3 separate regions of the Homo sapiens genome follow, and all the other regions are linked to region 3. A link is an interaction called in ENCODE POLR2A ChIA-PET data of the cell type or tissue named here. Cell type or tissue: GM12878. All regions are shown on one strand. Each heading gives the region's core, and the rest is flanking DNA. Links, peaks and the distances in the headings are about the cores only. Region 1 holds the start of MTTP (microsomal triglyceride transfer protein). Region 2 overlaps EIF4E (eukaryotic translation initiation factor 4E). Region 3 overlaps TSPAN5 (tetraspanin 5).

Evidence for each region. ChIA-PET counts read pairs that join two places held together with the same protein. Peaks named below come from ENCODE experiments on the same cell type or tissue, not always from the same donor. Only the 100,000 strongest peaks of a DNase experiment are listed, where the experiment ranks them.
Region 1: POLR2A ChIA-PET joins it to region 3 with 7 read pairs; 1 of 35 experiments calls an interaction of 5 or more read pairs at or near these places.
Region 2: POLR2A ChIA-PET joins it to region 3 with 9 read pairs; 4 of 35 experiments call an interaction of 5 or more read pairs at or near these places.

Annotation. Positions count from the first base shown.
Region 1 is chr4:99,570,527-99,576,396 of GRCh38, reverse strand. MTTP (microsomal triglyceride transfer protein) reads right to left here and starts at 1,573. Exons shown (of 18, transcript NM_001386140.1): 1 at 1,427-1,573. The coding sequence starts at 1,487. In GM12878, for the core only: no CTCF peak of the experiment used is centred there; a DNase peak (open chromatin) is centred at 1,287; H3K4me3 peaks cover 297 bases; H3K27ac peaks cover 447 bases.
Region 2 is chr4:98,908,793-98,914,662 of GRCh38, reverse strand. All of the region lies in intron 1 of EIF4E (eukaryotic translation initiation factor 4E), which reads left to right. It also overlaps the pseudogene TBCAP3. Among named protein-coding and RNA genes, the nearest start is that of EIF4E, 17 kb to the left of the region's middle. In GM12878, for the core only: no CTCF peak of the experiment used is centred there; no DNase peak of the experiment used is centred there.
Region 3 is chr4:98,516,248-98,522,117 of GRCh38, reverse strand. The region is part of intron 1 of TSPAN5 (tetraspanin 5); the gene reads left to right. Among named protein-coding and RNA genes, the nearest start is that of TSPAN5, 140 kb to the left of the region's middle. RefSeq lists an enhancer at 3,191-3,270. In GM12878, for the core only: no CTCF peak of the experiment used is centred there; a DNase peak (open chromatin) is centred at 3,207.

The DNA.
Region 1 (5,870 bases), core at 1,208-5,207, 1.1 Mb before region 3:
ATATTTGAAAACATGAGGTCACCCAATGTTCTAGTTTATAAAATGGGAAAACAGGAGAAGCTCATGATAAGTACCATGTCTCAATTATTTTTCTCAAAATACTTATGGTATTAGGTTTGATACTATGGTATTTAAATCACACATATTTTGACTACTCAACAGTTTATTTGGCAGATGAAATAGTAAGTCCTCTATATAACACTCTCAGTCAGATATAATTTATAAATCTTCTTCTCATTAAAAAATTTCTTTTGTCCAAGTAAGAACTGTATGTTTAAATAGTAAATATTTAGAAATTGGTGAAAATATTTTCTTTAGTTCAAGAACCTACAGTGTGATTTGCTGAGGTGAATTGGTTTAAATTTAACCCTCTATTGCTCCAATAATGAAGATTAGGTTTTTTTCCTCATGTGGAAATTTTCTACACAAAAAATCCTGAGGCAAACTTTACTTTAATATCAAAAGCCACATTTATCCCTAACAGGTTTTATAAGTTTATAAGTGAATTGTTTTCTATCAATTACTTAGAGTACATGGTTTTAAAATTGGTCCCTATAACGCTATGTTGTTATATCAATTGGTTTTTAACAGTGTGTCTTCCTAAGAAACTAAAAAGTGATCATTTTACACAATGCAGCATTTGGAAAACCGATGTTTATAATGTAGCTGATCTGAAACATGATTCTATATTAATACACTTCACAACAGTTTTATGAAACCATTCCTCATAAAATGTTTTTTCACTTGCCTTTTCAATGGTATTAATTCATATGTATTTTTAAAATTAATTTCATCTTAAAATAGAAACTGTAAGTAGCAACATTATTTTTCCAAAGATAATGTCTTATTTCTTAAATCTGTATCAGGAAATTTAATTTTCTTTAATTCACTATGAATTCTATCATTTTTTAATTGTAACGGAATTAAATATATGTTGTGCCATTTCATTCATAATTCTTTGGCAAATCAAATGCCTTTTTCATTGGGTCTAATTCTTCTTGAGGTCACATTGCTAAGCAACTAAAAGAAAATTTAAGAACTCGGTTTTTAAAAAAAATCCTCATTTACAATTCAAATGAAGGAGCTGCATTCAATGTGACCAACAACAGCAGGTAACAATAGTGGGTATCTTTTTTCCTTCTTTTAAAAACAGACCATGAATGAGAAATTGAAGCAAGAACACACTGGTCTGAGGAACTGAAACTAAAAGAAATATCTGTTTTCTTAATGTTTGTAGGGATTTGAATTTGGTTTTCATTTCAACTCAGCCATGCTTTCACAAACATTCCAAAGTTACATGGTTTTGAAGATAGTTTAGTCAGAAACTCTTTCACTATTCACTCACACAAACACACACACACGCACGTATCTGCCTCCAACTCCAAAGATGGAAATTAAAGTTTAGCAAAAGGCAACACAAACTTACCTTTAACAGAAGCTGAATATGAGGAAATGAAGCAGAGAAAAAGCACAGCAAGAAGAATCATATTGACCAGCAATCCTCAACTGCATCCAGTGCCCAGCTAGGAGTCACTGAGAAGTGGACTCTTTCAATGGCAGCCAGTGAGGGAGTGACCCTCTTCAGAACCTGCAACAATCATGTTTATCTTTGGGGAAAGGTCAGACTCCAAACTCCAAAATCAGGACCTAAGTTCACTGAAGGGCTCACTATTAATGATTAAACGTAGGTGGGCTGCAGTTTTCAGTCTCTCACTCTTTTTAATTTTTTTCACCCAATGAGGAAACTTTAAATGTTTTCACTTTTGAGAGCTAAACCAAACCAGTCTACCATCCTATAAATGCAGAAGTACTGAGGGGCATTCAAAGAAAAAAACTGGTGGTGATACTTCTTTCTGCTTAATACATAATCATCATTATGCCTGTAATAGTAACTGCCTATATTCACATTACAATACTATGTGGGAGGGTAGTAAGGATTCTCAAACTCTGCTAAACCTAACCAAATTTTAATTTTTCTTGTATGGACATCTTTGAATTTTTATGCTATTATAAAAAATTCACACTGAATTTTAGGATTTAAATTTAAACTGTTAATTCATACCACCACCAATCACTTCAAAATAATGTTAAAGTAGATAGAACTTTCATGAAACATAGATGATTGTCCTTATGTGTGAAACTGTATGAGGTTGGAGCAAATCAGCATTGTCTGTCATTAGCACACTAGCAAGCCAATTATTTCATAGTAGACCTCTATTTGTGTCTGTGACAACACACATTTGTCTGAGTTCCCAAACAGGCTGGATGCAGTCCTGTCCTTTCTGAATCTCATTTCTAGGAAGAGATTAAGAGGGGGAATTCCAGATCTTAGTTCTTTTGCTACAGAATATTAATTAGAAAACTTCTGTAGAATTAAAGCAAATACCCTAGTATGGCTAAGGCCATACTAACTGAAGCAATCCTTGTCCCTGGAAACTCCCATGAGAGAGACCTGATATGAACAAAACCTACTAACCCTACTAGAGCACATAAAGCCTGCTAAACCTACTAAACCTATAAAATGAGGTGACTTAGGCCGCCTGTGGGAATGTTTTGGCAAAGAAGGGAAAAAATGTGCCAGCAAAGGGCTATTTGAATGTATTTAAAAATATTTATGGCCATATTTTAGTATAAAATGAATTCTTAAATCTATCCTGGTCACTCTCAAAACCCTTTTCTCAAACCGTAACCTTGAGCTTAAATCTTCCAGACAATCTAGGTAAAAGATAGTAGACTTGATACAGACACAATGCAATTTAAAATGTAAAAATCTACAAAGTTAAGCATATTTCCTCTTGAATTATATATATGAAGATCGAAACATGAAAATTGTTTGTTCTTCTATTGGGATTAGAATTTCATTTGCTGTCACAAATTTTGTATAAAAAATATAGCTATAGTACCTAGCAAAAATAAATTGTTTGGTTGGAGAAACCCCCTTAAGTTATAAATACGAAGTTTTCCGGGAGTTAAACAGAAAAGTAGCTTTGTTAAAGAAATATAAGTTTTTATGAAGAGTAGGGATTTTGAATACAAGGCAATGTGAAAGTGCTTTGTTACTTTCCATTTGAATAGATTTCTACAGTTTGCCACAATTTCTGTGATACATACATAGGGATATAAAATCATTATAGTCACTTGAACTTTACTTACATATTTATTTAAATTAAAAGCTAGTTTGTATTGTATTTGATTGTATGAGAGCTGTCCTTATGTATTTTCATTTGAGGCTCACAGTTACAAGACCTTTAATGTTTGTGGTTAGGCTATGTGGTGCATGATACGTGCCCTTCGGGTAAAGTACTATTCGTTGTCAAGTGTTTTCCAGAGTCCAACCAATAAAAGACATATCACTATTGCCTAACAAACTAAATTCTATTTCATTTGAGCATTTGATTTCCACTAGAAAGCTCCTATGAGTCACTGTATTAAGTAGCAATTTCAACATAAGATGTTCAAATAAGGCTGCTTCTGCTGGTTATAAATAACATCATCCTTTTATAAAATATAAACATAACTTTTTTCTTTTTACAAGGACATTTTAGAAAAGACTTCTGGAGATTGTTTCATTACAGATGACATAAGAATGCCAAAGCCTTTCCAAATTCAGTAAACTCTGTGTATCGAAGAAGTATGCTCTTCTGTTACTGTTGATCGTCCACAGCAAACACTGTGCAAACATGTGAGCACTACCTCCTAAAACTCACCAGCTATTTTACATAATATGTGAAGCAGGGCAGAAGCAAAGCACAGTAAAAAAACAAGAGCTGCCATCTATGGAACAATTACATACTTTGTTAATCACCTTACGTTTTTATAATAATCCTTACAACAGTCATTTGACATATTAGAAAAATGAGTCTCAGATTAATTTACTGAAGTGATATTAGGACTACAGAAAAATAAACCTTGAAACCTAGACCCAAGTATTCTTCTTTGCTTAAAAAAAATTACAGGTGGGGAGTGAGAAAAAAATTGATTTCTTACAGATGACATGCAATTGTTAATTGGGACTGTCTTCATAATAAGTCATCACAATTTTGTATGAAAACTAACAGAGCCCTTGATTTTTGTGAAATTGTGGTTAGACATTCAGGCTGAACATACAGGGGTAAAACTGATCTATGATAGTTAGATCAAAATCAAATGATACATTTCAAAACAATGCTATTGCAATGAAATTCCTTAGGTAGTACATGACACTGTGAAATATTTGCTATACTTCCATTTGCATTGATAAATAAGGAGACTATGAAATAAAGATGGATGATTAATTCCAAAGTACAGTTGTGTTTCTGTTGAGTGTCAGAGGTTGTCAGGAGTTAACGTATTTTCTTAGATTAGAAGACAAATGAACTTCACCCCACTAAAGGTTGGAAGGAAATGTATTACCCTACTAGATATAGAAAGTCAGGATGTATGAAAGCTATGTGAAAAAACAGTCTGTTTATAACATTGAAACACTTTGTTCTTAGAAAGAAGCATGACATTAATGAAAAAAAAATTTAGAAGGACACTTTAAGTTATCCCTACATGGTCATAATAGTTTAAACTCTAAAAGTATTTTCAAATCAATGAGGGAGTTAGCATTTTGAAAGAATCTTGAAAAAATTTCTTAAGTTAAAAATATTCTTAATGTGATGACTTTTTTTATTCCAAGGCAAAATTATATAGGAATACATACAATATTTTGAAAGGTATTGTTTAAAAATTCTCTACGAGAAAATAAAGATTCACTGAATTCCTTATCAAAAGCAAACTTGGTTTGAAACACTGGGAATCTAAAACTCCAAAAAGAACATTCATTTTTCCAAAATAGAGTCACTAACCAAATTTTCTACCCCCTATACATATATACGCACATACAAATTTGACAACAACCAAAAAAATCCTTTGTATCATATCAGTTACCATAAAAGGATTCTAAATTATCTTTGACCACACAAAACTGAATTGCTAGCATTTAAAGGAGAGAATTGATGTAAACTCTTTTAGTAGACTACTGTAAATACAATAAGATTTTAATTTTGATCAGAATAAATTTATCAGACATTTAAAAAAAGAAATTTCAAAACCTAAAATATAATAATATCCAAGTATAAATGCAATTTTCCTTTTAAAGTATATACGATACAACAATTACATTTATGAACTAATTCTTAATATGTAGATATAAAAATATGAATTTATTTGAAGTGGAACAAGAAGCCAATTGTTTTAAATAATTACCAAAATAAGAAAATAAAAAATGTTAAAGAGAGGTCAAGAGATATAGAGGATAGAGTGAGTGGTGCAAAGGCAATATTTGGGGAATATATTTGAAGAATTTCCAAGAACTATTGAAAGGCACTGTATCAGTTCTCCATAGCTACCATAACAAATTACCACAAAACTTAGTGGCTTAAAACAGCAGATTTATTGTCTTATACTCTTGGAGGTCAGAAGTCTAACACTGGTCTCACAGGGATAAAATGAAAGTATTGGCAGGTGTATCCCTTTCTGGAGGCTTTAGGGGAGAATTTGTTTCTTACCTTTTCTAGCTTCTAGAAGCTACCTGCATTCCTTGACTCGTGGTCCCTTCCTGCATTTACAAATCCAGCAAGAGTAAGCTGAATCCTTTTTACTTCATATCACTCTGACCATCTCTTCTGTCTCCCTCTTCCGTTTTATGAATCCTTGTGATTATACTGGGCCTGCCTAAATAATCCAGGATAATCTTTTTACCCTGAGGTCTGTGGATTGGTAACTTTAATTTCATCTACAACCTTAACTTAGACTATCACAGGTTCTGGAGATTAAGACATTTAAGATCTTTGGGGAGCCATTGTCTGCCTATCACAGATACCAATCCACAGATTCACGAGGCTCAA
Region 2 (5,870 bases), core at 1,313-5,312, 390 kb before region 3:
CCCTAAAAATCCTCTGTTCTGCTTGTTTATACCCTCCCCACCAACCACTGATCTTTTTGTCTTTTCCAGAGTGTCACAGAGTTAGAATCATACAGTATGTAGCCTTTTCAGCTTAGCTTCTTTCACTTAGTAATATACATTTAAGTTCCTTCTACGTCTTTTTATGGCTTGATAACTCATTTTATTTTAGCATTCAGCAATGTTTCATTTTCTGGATGCACTACAGTTTATTTAGGACTTCTTAAAATAGGTCAAAAGCAAAAAAAAAAAGTGCTTTTTTTTTTTTTTTTTTTTTTTTTTTGAGACGGAGTCTGGCTCTGTTGCCAGGCTGGAGTGCAGTGGCACGGTCTCAGGTCACTGCAACCTGCAACCTCCTCCTCCTGGGTTCAAGTGATTCTCCTGCCTCAGCCTCCCAAGTAGCTGGGATTACAGGCATGCGCCACCACGCCTGGCTAATTTTTGTATTTTTAGTAGAGACGAGGTTTCACCATGTTGGCCAGGCTGGTCTTAAACTCCTGACCTCGTGATCCGCCCACCTCGGCCTCAAAGTGCTGGGATTACAGGTGTGAGCCACCGTGCCTGGCCTTTTTTTTTTTTTAAGTGCTCATTTTTATATGGTTCTGTAATCTGCTTTTCTCCACATTTGTATTAGTTTTAAAGTAATTTTTACAAACATGTTTAGTGCTTACATCATAAACGCCGTGGTTTGTTTATCTGTTACCTTTTGGTTATATCTGTTGATAGATGTGTTGTCTCTTAGAAGTCTAATTACTAGGTTAAAGAATGTAGATGTTTTTATTTTAATTTTATTATTTTTCTATTTTCCCATTTAGTTTTGGCTTGGAACTCAGTAGATCCTTTTACGTTTGGAAGCTTGATAGTTTAACTTAAATTAAGTAAAACTTAAACTAAGTAAATAGAAGGTTGTATTCCACTCTGTAATCCTGGGAACATATGAAACTGATGACTATACCTGGTTTTGTAAATTTTTTTAAGGTATATATTTCTTCAAAATATTTTCTTTTGAAAGGTGATTTTAAAACCTTGGTACATAAAAAGGCAGGTGTGGTGGCTCATGCCTGTAATCCTAGCAACTTCGAAGGCTGAGGCAGGAGGATCACTTGAGGCCAAGAGTTTGAGACCAGGCTGAGCAATATAGTGAGACCTGTCTCTAAAAATTAGCTGGGCATGGTGGCTCATGCCTGTAGTCCCAGCTATTCAGTATCGTCTCTTGAGCCTAGGAGTTTGAGGCTGCAGTGAGCTGTGATTGCACCCCTGCACTCCAGCCTAAGTAATAGTGATACCCTCCTCTGAAGGCAAGAAAAGAAGAAAAAAAAAATTTGTTGGATAAGAAGTTGTTACAGAAAACAAAATGACCTTATTAAAGCTACAGTTTACATTGAAATTATAACCTTTAACTTTTGAAAATGAACACATAGAATTTTTTTTTTTTTTGAGATGGAGTCTTGCTCTGTTGCCCAGGCTGGAATGCAGTGACACTACCTTGGCTCACTGCAACCTCTGCCTCCCAGGTTCAAGCAATTCTCCTGCCTCAGCCTCCCACGTAGCTGGGATTACAGGCGCGTGCCACTACACCTGGCTAATTTTTGTATTTTTAGTAGAGACGCGGTTTCACCATGTTGGACCAGGCTGGTCTCGAACACCTGACCTCAGGTGATCCGCCTGCCTCGGCCTCCCAAAATGCTGGGATTACAGGCGTGAGCCACCACACCCGGCAAAACACATAGAATTTTAACAGTAACTGCTCATTTGTTTGAACTGTGACATGTAAAGATTGATTTTTTTAAAAAACTAGAATTTAGTATCATGAAATTTTAGTTATGTTTTCTAAGTTTTAAAATGTATAAACGTTTAAATAGCAGTTAAATTCTTTAAAAGATTTGCCTTTCAAATACTTCTTATAAAGCTTTAAGGAATAATTGAAATGGAAATTATCATGTTACTGCAGTCAACAGTTTTGTGCACTGGTTGTAATGCCATTTTAGTGTTGATATATTTTGAATCATTTTTTTACTTTTGCATAATGTTCAACGTATGTAAATTTTTCTTTTCTTTGTGGTTTTTTTTTTGAGATGGAGTCTTGCTTTCGCTATGCTGGAGTGCAGTGGTGCGATCTCAGCTCACTGCAATCTCTGATTCCCTGGTTCAAGCGATTCTCCTGCCTCAGCCTCCTTCGTAGCTGGGATTACAGGCATGCACCACCACGCCCAGCTAATTTTTGTATTTTTTAGTAGCGGCTGGGTTTCACTATGTTGGCCAGGATGGTCTCAATTTCCTGACCTCATGATCCACCCGTGTTGGCCTCCCAAAGTGTTGGGATTACAGGCATGAGCCACCGTGCCTGGCCGTATGTAAATTTTTCTTTTTCTTTTTCTTCTTTTTTTTTTTCGAGACGGAGTTTTGCTCTTGTTATCTAGGCTGGAGTGCAGTGGCGCGATCTTGGCTCACTGCAGTTTCCCTCTCCCGGGTTCAAGTGATTCTCCTGCTTCAGCCTCCCAAGTAACTGGGATTACAGGCATGCGCCACCATGCCCAGCTAATTTTGTGTTTTTGGTAGAGATGGGGTTTCACCATGTTAGTCATGTGGGTCTTGAACTCCTGACCTCGTGATCCGCCCGCCTCGACCTCCCAAAGTGCTGGGATTATATGCGTGAGCCACTGTGCCCGGCCTGTAAATTTTTCTAGTTATTTTAAATTATGAATCTTCTGGTAGCCTTTGGTTTAAATAGTAGTGACATTTAAATTTTATCATTAGCCTTGTCATCCTAGATCACACATCTGTTATTTCTTGTGTCTGTGTTATCACCTCCCCAAACCCAGACTGAATTTGTGATGTTGGCTTAAGCTATATAATATGTGCAAAGTAATTTGATCAGTAGGTACATGTTAGTGCTCCCTTAAGAATGTTCTTTAAAAAAATTTATTTTAAAATGTTAAAAGGTGACCACAAGTCTTCTTTTTTTTTTTTTTTTTTTTTTTTTGAGACAGAGTTTCGCTCTTGTTGCCCAGGCTGGAGTGCAGTGGCTTGATCTCAGCTCACTGCAACCTCTGCCTCCCGGGTTCAAGCGATTCTCCTGCCTCAGCTTCCCGAGTAGCTGGGATTACAGGCGTATGTGCCACCACGCCCTGCTAATTTTGTATTTTTAGTAGAGATGGGATTTCTCCATGTTGGTCAGGCTGGTCTCAAACTCCCAACCTCAGATGCTCCACCCGCCTCGGCCTCCCAAAGTGCTGGGATTACAGGTGTGAGCCAGTGTTCCCAGCCTCCTACAACTCTTTCTAGTAGTTAAGAATGTGCTGGGCGCGGTGGCTCACACCTGTAATCCCAGCACTTTGGGAGGCCGAGGCGGGTGAATCACGAGGTCAGGAGTTCAAGACCAGTCTGGCCAAGATGGTGAAACCCCTGTCTGTACTAAAAATACAAAAATTAGCCGGGCGTGGTGGCAGGCGCCTGTAATCCCAGCTACTTGGGAGGCTGAGGTAGAGAACTGCTTGAACCCAGGAGATGGAAGTTGCAGTGAGCCGAGATCGCGCCACTGCAATCCAGCCTGGGCAACAGGGCAAGACTCTGTCTCAAAGGGAAAAAAAAAAGGATTCATCCAAGTTTTAGGCCTGGTGCGGTGGCTCATGCCTGTAATTCCAGCACTTTAGGAGGCCAAGGTGGGCGGATCACTTGAGGTCAGGAGGAGTTCAAGACCAGCTGGGCCAAAGTGGTGAAACCTCGTCTCTACTTAAAATACAAATAATTAGCCAGGTGTGGTGGTGCATGCCTGTAGTCCCAGCTACTCGTGAAGCTGAGGCAAGAGAACTGCTTGAACCCAGGAGGTGGAGGTTGCAGTGAGCCGAGATCATGCCACTGCACTCCAGCCTGTGTGGCAGAGTGAGAATCTGTCTCAAAAAAAAAAAAAGAATCCATCCAAGTTTTAAAACTGTTTATTTGAAGATCAGAAATGCAAGTGTAGACTGTTGGGATTTTTTTTAATTAATAAAATGTGTTCAAGTATAGCTTGCTGAGTATCCAGAAATGTAAATATTTAGCTATAGCCCAACAAACTTAATCAGCTCTATTCACTCATGAGTTAGTGCTACTTATTTTGATCAAGTATTTAGGTTATTATTTAAATAAACAGCTATTGAATTTTTGTAGTATTTTTGGACACTGCACAATTTGTACACATCATCACAACTCTTTAGTAATCCAGTTACTAGTGATTTTTTGTTATTGTTTAGTTGCCATTTTATATTAATTGAAAAGCACTTTAAGAAGTACTGTCTTTTGAATCATGATTGATATATGATGTCTCAGGGACTTTTACATGAAAAAATTTTTTCCATGTGAGCAGTGTTTTAATGTTGAAAGATTTGTATTTTGCTAAATCTCCATGTGTTTTTTATTTCAACTTTCTCGGTTAAGGGAGGAGTATAAAAGTCATAGTTTTGATCCTTTATTACAGATAAGGAAGACTGCAAAATCCACAGCCACACTTTCATGAGTGATGCCAGATTAGCTGGTATTCCTTTACTGTAAATAGATGTTTGAAAGCTAAAAACCAAAACAGTTTAATAGCCTGAGGCAGTTTTTCAGTGTTTTCACCAAATTTTTTATTTCTTACAAGACAGGTGGTAAGACTATATTTGTTCTTGTGTACTAGTTAATTAATTATACTAATTTACATATTTGAGGGTGCTGTGAGGAAATGCATGGTTTGTTGAAAAGAACTGAGGACTGACAGCCGCCTCCTCCATGATTACCCTGGCTCTCTGTCCCACCCTTCTCATGGCGCTTGGGGGACCATGGCTGATCCTGTCCTGAGACAAATTAAGACTCCTGTGGTGAAGCAGTTGGTCGAGAAAAAGTGATGCATGAAAAAGAAGCAAAACAAGAAGGAAAGAAAAAAAATGAGAGCTGAAGATGGTGAAAATGATGCCATTAAAAAGCAGGCAGAAAGTCTGCGAGAATCCCAGGTGATAAGCCTTGTTTGCCAGCACAGGTTGGAAGCTGCATATACTGTTCTTTGGCAGATTTTAGAAAGTGAAAAGGACTTGGAAGAAGCTGAGGAATATAAAGAACATTTAGTACTGGATTCAGTGGAGTTAGAAGCCTGAAACTTTTATGTACAGGGTGTTTTTTGCATTAAATCATGGGGTCCAGTTTACATTTCATTATTTTTGACCACTGCTGTGTGTTCAAGTGTGAGAACGTGATTCTTTTTATGTGATTGTGTACATTTCTTTGCCTGATTTAATTTGTCAAATGAATGACAAAACTGAGAACTAACAGTAGATACTACAAGGAACAGAAACGTATGAAGTCTGTTTACATATTTGTATTAAATAATGTTCTCATTAAAGTTATTTGTACACATAAAAGAGGTTTTTACTTACACTTACCTGTATATGTGAGATATTTGACCAATGGGTATTTAGTGTCCTGCTGTGCATAATAATACAAACTCACTATATAGTTGCTTTTTTTCCTGGTAGTGGGTTTTTTTGTGTGTCTGGGAGGAAGGGTGAGGTGTACCATTCATGCCTTTTTTACTAGTTTATTGGCAGTCACATGCATTGGCAAGATGAGCAAAGGTGTTGAGCCTGAGGCTGTAGAACAGAGCACAGTATATATTATAGATTTATGTTGCCTAGAAAGAGAATCTTTGTAACCATATAATTTATTATTCAGTCCTGGCCACCTTTGGGAGTGAGAGTTCTGTTAACAATTATACTGAAACAACAAACAGGTAGAACTAGGACATGTGGTGTTCTTAGCCGTAAACCCTGGTAGTCCTGGATTTAAATGACATGTTTACTTTTCCAGGACTTCAGATTTGTCTGAAGAGTGGAGAGAATAAT
Region 3 (5,870 bases), core at 778-4,777:
TACAATGTCTGAAGCTTTGAAGTTACATTCTCCTGGCATTTCAATTATTTCAAAGGCAAGATGTTTACTAAAATGTACCTGAAACATGGAGTTATTTCTTAGGAACTTTTAATATTTACAGTTAAATTAGAACACTTTAAAATGAAAGAATGATATATTGACTGTAGCACAGACATCTGTTTAATAACAGTCACTTTTCCTCTCTTTAAATGTATAAATGTCCTGTGTTTCTTAGAAAAGAAAGATTTCATCAGTGAAACAAACAAAAAAAACAGAACCCACAAAAACAAAATAAAATTCAAAAACACACACAGATATATAGGCATAGAGAGAGCATTTGTGATAAGTGTTTTAAAAATAGCTATTAATATCTCAGCAGCCTCCTCAGCTCTGATGGTGCTGACATCCCACAGGGCAAGCTGAAGCAAGCCAGGGGGCTGGAGAACAATCTAAGACACCAAACTCTTCTGTGGAACAATAACACTGAGTGTCAAGGACTGTGAAGGGTCTGAGATTTCACCCTGCATGCCAGCAAACAAGTTATCCTGCCACAGTGTCACAAATCCTGGCAGAAGGCATCACACTGCTGGGGCAGACACATAGGACTTTATTAATCACAGCAATGCCAGGAACCAGAGGATCAATATTTTTGTACACTTTCCCTGAGCCCTAATTCTTACAGGGTGGTGCAGAGAGGGCCAGGTGATACATAGTGAGTTGTATTCTAGGAGAGGAACCCTGAACTTAGGGAACTCCGATCTTTTATAATGGGCAGTAAGTCTCCCTGACCCTTGCTCTGTAAAGAAACACTGAATCTTTCAAGGCTATCTGCTGTTCAAATTTTCTTGAAAAGATAGTAACGAAGGACTCACTTGTAATGTCAGTGCCTTGCTGATAAGGTGGCTCACACCTGTAATCTCAGTGCTTTGGGAAGCCGAGGCAGGTGGATCACGAAGTCAGGAGTTCAAGACCCGCCTGACCAACATGGTGAAACCCTGTCTCTACTAAAAATACAAAAATTAGCCAGGCGTGGTGGCACGCACCTGTAATCCCAGCTACTCAGGAGGCTGAGGCAGGAGAATCGCTTGAACCGGGGAGGTGGAGGTTGCAGTGAGCCGAGATTGCGCCACTGCACTCCAGCCTGGGCGACAGAGCGAGACTCTATCCCCCCCACCCTGCCCCCCAAAAAAGTGTAGATGTGAGAATTGTCTCCCCACACAAACTCTTCTGGAAATAGGCACCAGATAAGTACCGATTCCATGAATGGCTAATCTGTGCTGCCTTCTAAAGGCAGTGCAGGTACCAGATGACACAGCCATAACTGCAGCGTTATATCTCTGTTATTTTAAGAAATGGATAAAAGGTGGTATTTTAATTTATCCTGTATCTATGCAACATATTCTTTTCCAAATGTCTTCCCTGTGTTTGACAGTCACAGTCTTGTGACATTGCAGCAGGTGTTATTACCCATTTACACTTGAGGAGACTATCATTCAGTGACTTGACCAAGGTCACACACAGTTACTCTGCAGCTCGCCACTACACCTGGGGGCTCCTGACTCCCCGTCTGATGGTCTTTGGAACACATTGTGTAACACTGCCTCCCTTTTGTCTCCTACGTAAGGTAACGGATATTTCCAGATATTACAGAGGTGCCCCCAGGCCAGTCCTGAGTTCCTTTTTGGCAGTTTCCGTGCCTCCCAACTCATCTTACCTAGCCACACAATGCCCAGTGTCTGGTGGTCATGCTGGACTCATTTGAGTTGAGGGAAGTTACTTTTTTAATGCTTTCTTGTTGCTCTATGTTTTAATTTTCACTTAACGGAACACAAACAGTCTCCACTGTTGCCACCCCTTTGCTTAGTAGAGCTGGCCCCTTCCCCTACTTAATGTGTAATTGCTCTATGGGCTTTGGTGGCACCTCTTTCTTGGTTTCCTGCTGCCCTTTTATCTAATTCTTCTGAATCTCCCCTTTTGGTCCCCTCTGTACACTGCCCCATACATCTTCATGCTCTCTAAGACAATGCCTTGATCCTCTTTCCTCCAGACTATATGTAGCCTTAATGATAACCACAGTCAGTTATTTATTGAGCCAGGCATATGCCAGGCACCTTTTCATGTGCCACACACTTTAAGCACGTTATTTGAGCACATGCGTTATCTCATTTAGTCTTCCCAATGACCCCACGAGATAGATTCCACTTGTCTCTGTGTTTTGTAGAGGAAGAAGTAGAGGACTGACAAGTTAAATTACTTGTCTGAGGTCACACAGCCAGTAATGGTGGAACCTGAATGCTAAGCTAAGTTTGACTCTAGAGCCAACTGCTGTCCAGCCCCCAGATTTCCTTGTGCAAGAGTCAGAATCTTTCCACATCAGTGTCTGACATCTGTCTTGGTAATAACGCCTAAAACTGAAATCTAAAACTGATATTTCTCTCCAAATATTCTCCACTTCTAGTATTCCTAACTTTGTAAATGACACCAAAAGCCTGCCAAGTTGTTTAAGCTAAAAACTGGGACGTTTTCTTAGACTGCACTCTTTTCTTCACCTCCCAGGACATTCCCCTTCATCCATTCATTTTTTTCCTTGCCTTTCCTCTTGTTTTTCCTTTCCTTTCCTTTCTAACAGACTCACTGTCTCACTCAGGCTAGAATGCAGTGACGTGATCATACCTCAATGTAACCTTGAACTCCTGGGCTCAAGCGATCCTCCCACTCAGCCTCCCAAGTAGCTGTGACCACAGACACATACCACCATGCCCGGCTAATCTTTTTAATTTTATTTTCATATTTATTTTTTATATTCACTGTGTTGCCCAGGCTGGTCTCAAACTCCTGGACTCAAGCAATCCTCCCACATTGGCCTCCCAAAGTGCTGGGACTACAGACTGAGCCATTGCACCTGGACCTAAAGGCCCATAATTTTAACCTTGTACCCTGCTGCTTCCTGCCACTGAGTCCATAGAGTCTCTGCCTTTTCATCTGCTGTCTCCATCTTGCTGCGGCTGCCTCTTCCTTTTTCAGCTGATGTCATTCTCACCAAATTAGTAGCCTCCCAATTTGTCTTGCTACCTGCAGTCTCATCTCTCTTCAATTCATTCTTTGTACTGTGCTGGAAAGATGTTTCTGAAATGCAAATCTGATAACTTGTTTTGCTTAAAATCCTTGGTTGGCTTCCCATGGCTTGCTGGTCCCTTGGTACCCATAACACATACAGCTATGCTGATCAGGCCTTAACCCTTCTAGCCCAGAGGTTCTCAAACTTCAACACATGTCACAATTACCTGCAGGGCTTGTTAAGAAGACAGAACTTGCTGGGCCCTGCCCCCAGAGTTTCTGATGTAGTAGGTCTCGAGCTGCCTCAGAATTTGCATTTCTGACAAGTTCCCTGGTGCTACCACTGGTGCGGGACCATAGCCTGCCTAGTGCCTTGTCTGGCTCTCTCTGCTCCAGCCCTGGAACCACTTGCAGGTTCCTGAAGGGAGATGCTGTTTCAGGCTTTGATCCTTTTGGATAAGCTGTTGCCTCTACAGGAGATAGTCTTTCTATCGCCGTCTCTTTAAAATACAGTTCAAGTGTCACTTCCTAGGAAGCTTCCTCTGACCCCTGCAGTGATCTCATAGTTTCTGTGGCAACCCATGTGCATCTCTGGGAATGCTCCATTTCTGTAATTGAGTTGTCATTTTATTTATGTATCTCCCACCCACTCCCACCAGACCATTAGCTCTTTAAGAAAAGATATCATTCATTTTCTTTTTCACCCTTCTATCCCTGGCACCTAGCATGGTGGCTGGTATATACTGAAGATATTCATTAAATAAGTTGAATGATATAATCCTACTTTTACCTTAAAGAATAATTCTATTTTGGTTTTTATTTGCATTAACCTTTATCATACCTTGTTTTTAAATGTCAGGATAGACTGGGTGTGGTGTGGCTCACGCCTGTAATCCCAGCACTTTTGGAGGCTAAAGGGGGGAGGATCACTTGAGCCTAGGAAAAGTTAAAAAAAAAAAAAAAAAAGTCAAGATGTTTCAACATAAAAACAGTGTGCATCTGACAGTATTAAACTTTCGAAGCTACCATTAGAGAGAGCTTATAACTCAGCTGTCTAATGCAAACCGCAGTTTATTCCTACAAAGGCTGATGTTTGTCTATAGATAACTTACTTCTCATGCCTCTGATTTGAAGTGCTTGAGTTATTCCTCAGTCTTTCTCAGCCTTCAGAACATTTCTCTGGTATGTTTTTCAGCCTTGGATTTATCTAATCAGGGAGTTACAGATGGAATAGTGCAAGCCTTTCTTTTACTGAGACAAGCAAAGATTAGTGGGCTGTAAACTTGCAGCCTCCATGTTTCCATCCAAAAGAGGATGGCTCATCCCTCACTTTCCCTTTTACGTGCCTGCATTGCTTGGGTAATTTCCAAGAAGAGTATCAGTTTGATTGCTTGCACAGCCCTCCCTTCTCTCCCCTCCCCATCTCAGATGACTAGTCCTTGCCAAAATGTCAAGTTCCAAACCCTAACAAAAGAGTTTGCAAACAAGACTGTCCCTGGATTGTAGACATTTCTTCAAGGGGTGCCTGGCCTTCTCCTGGTGTAGTGCAAGTTCAAAGGCAAAGAGCCCTTTCATCCTCTGGGAAAACAGAGAACACAGTTCCAAAAATGCTTGGATACCTCCAAATAGACCTCCTCCCCTGCCTCACCCCTTTCCCAGGCTCTGCTATGTGGTGTTTTTCAGGAACCATTCTGTGGATTTTAGCCATATCATTCTGCTTCCATAGTTCAACAAGCAAGCAGCAGACAGCTCTTTCCTGCAAGTGGATGTGTGGCTGAATTATATATTCCTTACACAGCAAGTAACAACATCTTGCCCAGTAGTTCAGAACAACTGGTATCTCCATTCAATTATTTGGAAAGAAATTTCCCTCTGCCAGAGCATGATTAGTCTCTGAGCACCATCAGTCTCATGCCTGTTTTGCATATCTTGTAGCTTACTGTAAGCTTGTCACAGGATTAAAGCATGAAAGCAATTGATCTGGTCTCTTATTTATGTCTTAGGACCAGTCTTAATCTGTTTTGTGGTGTTGCTACAATAGAATACCCGAGACTGGGTGATTTATAAAGAAGAGACATTTACTTAGCTCATGGTTCTGCAGGCTGGGAAGTTCAAGGGCATGGCCCTGGTTTCTGGCAAGGGCTTCCATGCTGCATCATAACATGGTGAGATGCACAAAGGGGAGACAGACACGTGCAAAGAGGGATCAAACAGGAGAAGGAATCTCACTTAATGCCAACCAACTCTTGTGGGAAATAATTCATTCCCAGAGAACTAATCCAGTCTCAGGAGAGCAAGAACTCACTACTGTTAATACAAGTGTTCAGTTACCTCTAGAACAGCTGCAAGCCATTCATGAGAGCTCTGCCCCCATGACCCAAACACCTCCCACTAAGCCCCACCTTCTGACACCACCACATTGGGGATCAAATTTCAACATTCATTTTGGTGAGGGCAGACAAACCGTGCTCAAACCATAGCAGAATGCTTTTGGCTGCATGTAACAGAATGCCCCCAAAGTAGCTTTAGCTAAGATGAGAGGCGCTTACTTAAAATAGGAGCCCAGGGGATTGCATGGAACCCAGCATAAGGAGTGCAACCACAGGTCCCGGGATAAGAAGCTGGAAGCAGTCAGGAACATAAGCTACTCTGGGTCTCTTTTCTACTTTCTATATCTACATAATATCCCCCAGTCTATTCTAGCATGAGGGAGACTAGGCTGAGAAAAATCACTTTGTCCAATACCAGACTCTTGGGAAATGGGAGACTCTGGCCCAGCCTGGTATTCAGTGGAACAGCTCTTCCTGAGTCAT